2 separate regions of the Homo sapiens genome follow, and region 2 is linked to region 1. The links are chromatin loops, found by intact Hi-C in ENCODE. Cell type or tissue: OCI-LY7. All regions are shown on one strand.

Region 1 (2,500 bases):
TGACTCAGTGGGGGTAAGGATTAGGAATGTTTAATTTTTGAAAGCCCTGCAGGTAATTTTTTTTCTACTTTTTAAAAATTATAATTTTTATTTTCTTTACTGTTCTTTTAAGACATCCTGTTATAGCATCTGCAGGTGATTTTGATGCCCAGCCATGTTTGGGGAAAAAAGTTTGGGTTCTGAGTGAAAATAGAAAACGTAATGACATGGAAAGGAAGTCAGGGGATAAGAAAAGCTCTATGGCCAGCCATGGTGGCTCACACCTGTAATCCCAGCACTTTGGGAGGCTGAGATGGGCAGATGGCTTGGGCTCACGAGTTTGAGACCAGCCTAGGCAACATGGCAAAACCATGTTCCTATTCAGGAACAAAGAATAGATCACAAATTAAACTCTGTGGGTTTTCATAAGTGGAAAGTTGGCTTTCGTTGTTCTGTATTTGGGTGCTTAGTGGACAGGAGTTATCTAAAAGAAGTAATTATAGTTGTAATGCGGACCCTCAAAGTTGAAAGTAGATTGAAATCCATTATTTTACAAGGTGGCCTTACTATTTATAGTTTGACTGTAGGTATGGCAGTGAGAGATAAAATTACTTTTTCTAGCTTTGCAAAACGCCAAACGTCTTTGAAATTAAGAGTAAAAGGGGTTTAAAATATGTACTGCTTTATAAAGCAGGAAAACCCCACTGGAACATTTTGGGTGTTTACAGAAATGGGTATTCCATGGGAGAGAACGTGGTAACCTATGTTTTGTCATCATTTGTTTAATCACTGAAAATATATTAACAGGCCAGGCATGGTAGCTCATGCCTGTAATCCCAGCGCTTTGGCAGGCTGAGGTGGGAGGATTGCTTGAGCCCAGGAGTTTGAGATCAGCTTGGGAAACACAGTGAGACTCCATTTCTACAAAAAAAGAAAAAAGAAAAAAAAGTCACATGTGGTGGCACACCCCTGTGGTCCCAGCTACTTTGGAGGCTAAGGTGGGAGGATAGCTCGAGCCCCAGAGATCAAGGCCGCCGTGAACTGTGATCGCACCACTGCACTCCAGGCTGAGCAACAGATCAAGACTCTTGTATAAAAAAGAAAAAAAATTTTTTTAAAAATATAAATATAGATTAACAAAGTAACAGGGAATATAATATTTTCAGGTTGGTCATATAGAGGAAATACTATATTGTGTTATTCAGCTTAATAAAATATAAAACAAAAAAATTATTAACTGTTTGAAAAATTGTAGTCAGATATTTGATTAGGGGTAGGTCCTGATTTGGATGAATTTGAATCACATTCGACTAAATATTGTGCTTTTTAATACTCACTTTAAAAACAAAATTAATTGGGCAAATGTTCATATCCATTTTAAAAAACTATCCTCTTAAAACTAGATTGATAGTAGACATTAATAGGCTTGATGTTGTTTATAATATTTTGCTATATTTTAAGAGCATGCTTTTGTATATTTTCTGTTTTAGTGAAGCATTTTAAAAATGCCCCCCTCCCACAACTGCAGGAATAAATCTAACAGATTTTGACCAAAATTACTCTAATTTTGAATTTCTTGAAACTGGGTATGGAAACTAGACATTAAAAAAAATCTTTATTTTTAAGCACGGTTTCTTGGTCAGTAGCTTCTGTATTACGGGAGAACACAAGAAGGGGCCTTCTTGACACTCAAGAAATGCTCTTTTTCCATCTACAAATAGGAAGACACCCTTTGTGGTATTTTTGTTTTGTGGGCCCTGAATGAAAACGTATTATGATCAGTTTTAAAAATTGCTGCCCCTTTAATATCTGAATATATTCGTGGCTAGTGAAGCACATGCATCTGTCAGATCATGGGTGAGAATTCACTTTTCTTTTTGCGATTTCTCCAGCCACAAGGACAAATTTAGTTTTGCAGAGCAGTTTGACACCTCTAGAAGCCTGCGGTTAGCCTCGGTGCACCTCTAGCAGCTGCATAGGCTCAAGAGGACCTCTGTTCTTCCCTTTTTGGTTTGGTTACCTTACCCCTCCTCAGGGAAAGGCCAAGAGACTCAGCACTTCCTCCCCAAGTGAGTTTCCTTAGTAACGTCAGCCTTCTCTAATGCTGGCCAAGGGTGTCTTTGCTGGGCTGTTTTCCCTCCAAAATAGACTCACTGGGGTATAGAATTTTTTTTTTACGTGAAGGGTATAGAATTATTTTCAGAATAGCAGCAGGGTAATTAGGCTCATTGTTGACATGTCATTGAAGTCTCCATGTGACAAAATTGCTCCTCCCTCTTTGAGCACTCTGAATACTCTTACCCTCTTATCTCGATCTGCTCTTTAGAAATACCAGCAGATAATCTGGGAGAAGGCCACCATAGCCATGCACAGAGTGGGGAGAATGAGGAGATCTTTGCTGAATGTCTTTTAGTTGTTTGAGTTGGAGATAAATGCAGAATGACCTCCATTTTGCCCTAAGAACCTGACCTTCTTGTCACTTTGTGTAACATTAATTTTCTAATGTGTTCTGGTCAATTTG
Region 2 (2,500 bases), 200 kb before region 1:
ACTAATAGGTAATTAATAATTTAAGCTTGTCTATATGATGAATTTTTGTGTGGAATTTTATTTTTATTTTTATTTATTTATTTATTTATTTATTTTGAGACAGAGTCTAGCTCTGTCACCCAGGCTGGAGTGCAGTGGTGCAATCTCGGCTCACTGCAACCTTCGCCTCCCAGGTTCAAGCAATTCTCCTGCCTCAGCCTCCTGAGTAACTGGGATTACAGGCATGTGCTGCCATACCTGGCTAATTTTTGTATTTTTAGTAAAGGTGGGGTTTCACCATGTTGTCCAGGCTAGTCTCAAAGTCCTGACCTCAAGTAATCTGCCTGCCTTGGCCTCCCAAAGTGCTAGGATTACAGGCATGAGCCACTGCGCCTGGCCAAATGCAAAATTTTTAAATGGTCATTGCAAATAGTTTTTTCGTTTGTTTGTTTGTTTTTTTTGAGACAGGGTCTCACTTTGTCACCCAAGCTGGAAAGCAGCCACGCAATCTCAGTTCACTATAACTTCCACCTCCTGGACTCAAGTGATCCTCCCACCTCAGCCTTCTGAGTAGTTGGGACCACAGGTGTGCGCCACCATGCCCAGCTAATTTTTGTGTTTTTTTTAGAGACAGGGTTTTGCCATGTTGCCCCGGCTGATCTTGAACTGGCCACAAGCAATCCACCTGCTTTGGCCTCCCAAAATGCTGGGGTTACAGGAGTAAGCCACCATGCCTGGCCTGCAAATAGTTTTTAATAGCATGAGAAAGTGTTTATTATACAATATTAAGAGAAAAAATCATGACACTCAATATTATGTGTGTGGGCGGGGGGGTAGGGGAGTTGGTATATAACATGCTTCCAACCATGTAAAATAAATGTATGCATAAATAACAAAAGCAAGATTTAATATGTGTATTCCATGCCTTCCCTTCTCCACCCACTAATGGCAAAGAGGCCAAAAAAAAAAAAAAATTAAGAGGAGGATTGAAGTAAAGAAGCTAAGTCTGTCAAGATAATAAAAGGCTGGGGAAGAAGGGGAAGTAAACAGTAAAGACTGCAGTTGCAAAGGAGAGGAAGTATCTTTTGAAAAGAGGATCTGTTGCCAGGTGCGGTGGTTCATGCCCATAATCCCAGCACTCTGGGAGGCCGAGGCAGGGGGGTCACTTGAGGTCAGGAGTTTGAGAACAGCATGGCCAACGTGGTGAAACCTTGTCTCTACTAAAAATACAAAAATTAGCCAGGCGTGGCAGCAGGTGCCTGTAATCCCAGCTATTCGGGAGGCTGAGGCAGGAACCCGGGAAACGGAGGTTGCAGTGAGCTGAGATCATGCCACTGCACTCCAGCCTGGGTGACAGAAGGAGACTCTGTCTCAAAAAAAAAAAAAAGGTAGACATGACCTATCACACTGATCTTTTTTTTTTTTTTTTTTTTTTTGAAACGGAGTCTCGCTCTGTCGCCCAGGCTGGAGCAGTGGCACGATCTTGGCTCACTGCAACCTCCGCCTCCCGGGTTCAGGCCATTCTCCTGCCTCAGCCTCCCAAGTAGCTGGGACTACAGGCGCCTGCAACCACACCTGGCTAACTTTTTGTATTTTTAGTAGAGACGGGGTTTCACCGTGTTAGCCAGGATGGTCTCGATCTCCTGACCTCGTGATCTGCCCGCCTTGGCCTCCCAAAGTGCTGGGATTACAGGCATGAGCCACCGTGCCCAGCCCACACTGATCTAATCAAGAATTTTTCATGGGAATTCTGGAATATAGATTCTCTCTTCTCTACTGAACATGGAAGAGGAAGCTTGCAGACCTGGGACAGAGTTTCTCAATCTCAGCAGCACTGACATTATGGGCTGAGCAATTCTTTGATGTGCTGTCCTGTACATTAAGGGATGTTTAGCAGCACCCCTGTTCTCTACCCACCAGATGCTAGCAGCATCACATCCCTTTCCCAGAGTTGTAACAAGCAAAAGTGTTTCCCGACATTGCCAAATGTCCCCTAAGGGGAAATATAAAATCACCCCCAGTTGAGAGCCACTGTCCTGGAAGTAGCTGAGTGTCAACCTAGGACGAAGAGTCGGAAGCCCTGCTGAGAACAGAGCCAGCTTGGAACAAACCGAGCTGAGACATGGAGGAGGGAGGAAGAGTGGGAGTCGGCCTGGTGCAGTGGCTCACGCCTGTAATCCCAGCACTTTGAAAGGCCGAGGCGGACAGATCACCTGAGGTCAGGTGTTCAAGACCAGCCTGGCCAACATGGTGAAACCCCGTCTCTACTAAAAATACGAAAATTAGGCCGGGTGCGGTGGCTCAGGCCTGAAATCCCAGCACTTTGGGAGGCCGAAGCGGGCGGATCACCTGAGGTTAGGAGTTCGAGAGCAGCCTGGCCGACATAGTGAAACTTGGTCTCTACTAAAAATACAAAAATTAGCCAGACGCAGTGGTGCTCACCTGTAGTCCCAGTTACTTGGGAGGCTGAGGCTGGAGAATCGCTTGAACCCGGGAGGCAGAGGTTGCACTGAGCTGAGAT

Evidence for each region. Hi-C counts contacts between places; a loop is a spot of excess contacts. Peaks named below come from ENCODE experiments on the same cell type or tissue, not always from the same donor. Only the 100,000 strongest peaks of a DNase experiment are listed, where the experiment ranks them.
Region 2: it touches region 1 in a loop (4-fold over the local background); 2 of 110 quality-filtered maps call a loop at or near these places.

What each region holds. Positions count from the first base shown.
Region 1 is chr7:69,694,256-69,696,755 of GRCh38, forward strand. All of the region lies in intron 1 of AUTS2 (activator of transcription and developmental regulator AUTS2), which reads left to right. Among named protein-coding and RNA genes, the nearest start is that of AUTS2, 97 kb to the left of the region's middle. In OCI-LY7, a CTCF peak has its summit at 1,442; a DNase peak (open chromatin) is centred at 1,966; H3K4me3 peaks cover 2,141 bases; H3K27ac peaks cover 2,500 bases.
Region 2 is chr7:69,493,042-69,495,541 of GRCh38, forward strand. No RefSeq gene overlaps it. Among named protein-coding and RNA genes, the nearest start is that of CT66, 100 kb to the right of the region's middle. In OCI-LY7, no CTCF peak of the experiment used is centred here; DNase peaks (open chromatin) are centred at 580, 1,090 and 1,840; H3K4me3 peaks cover 1,570 bases; H3K27ac peaks cover 2,500 bases.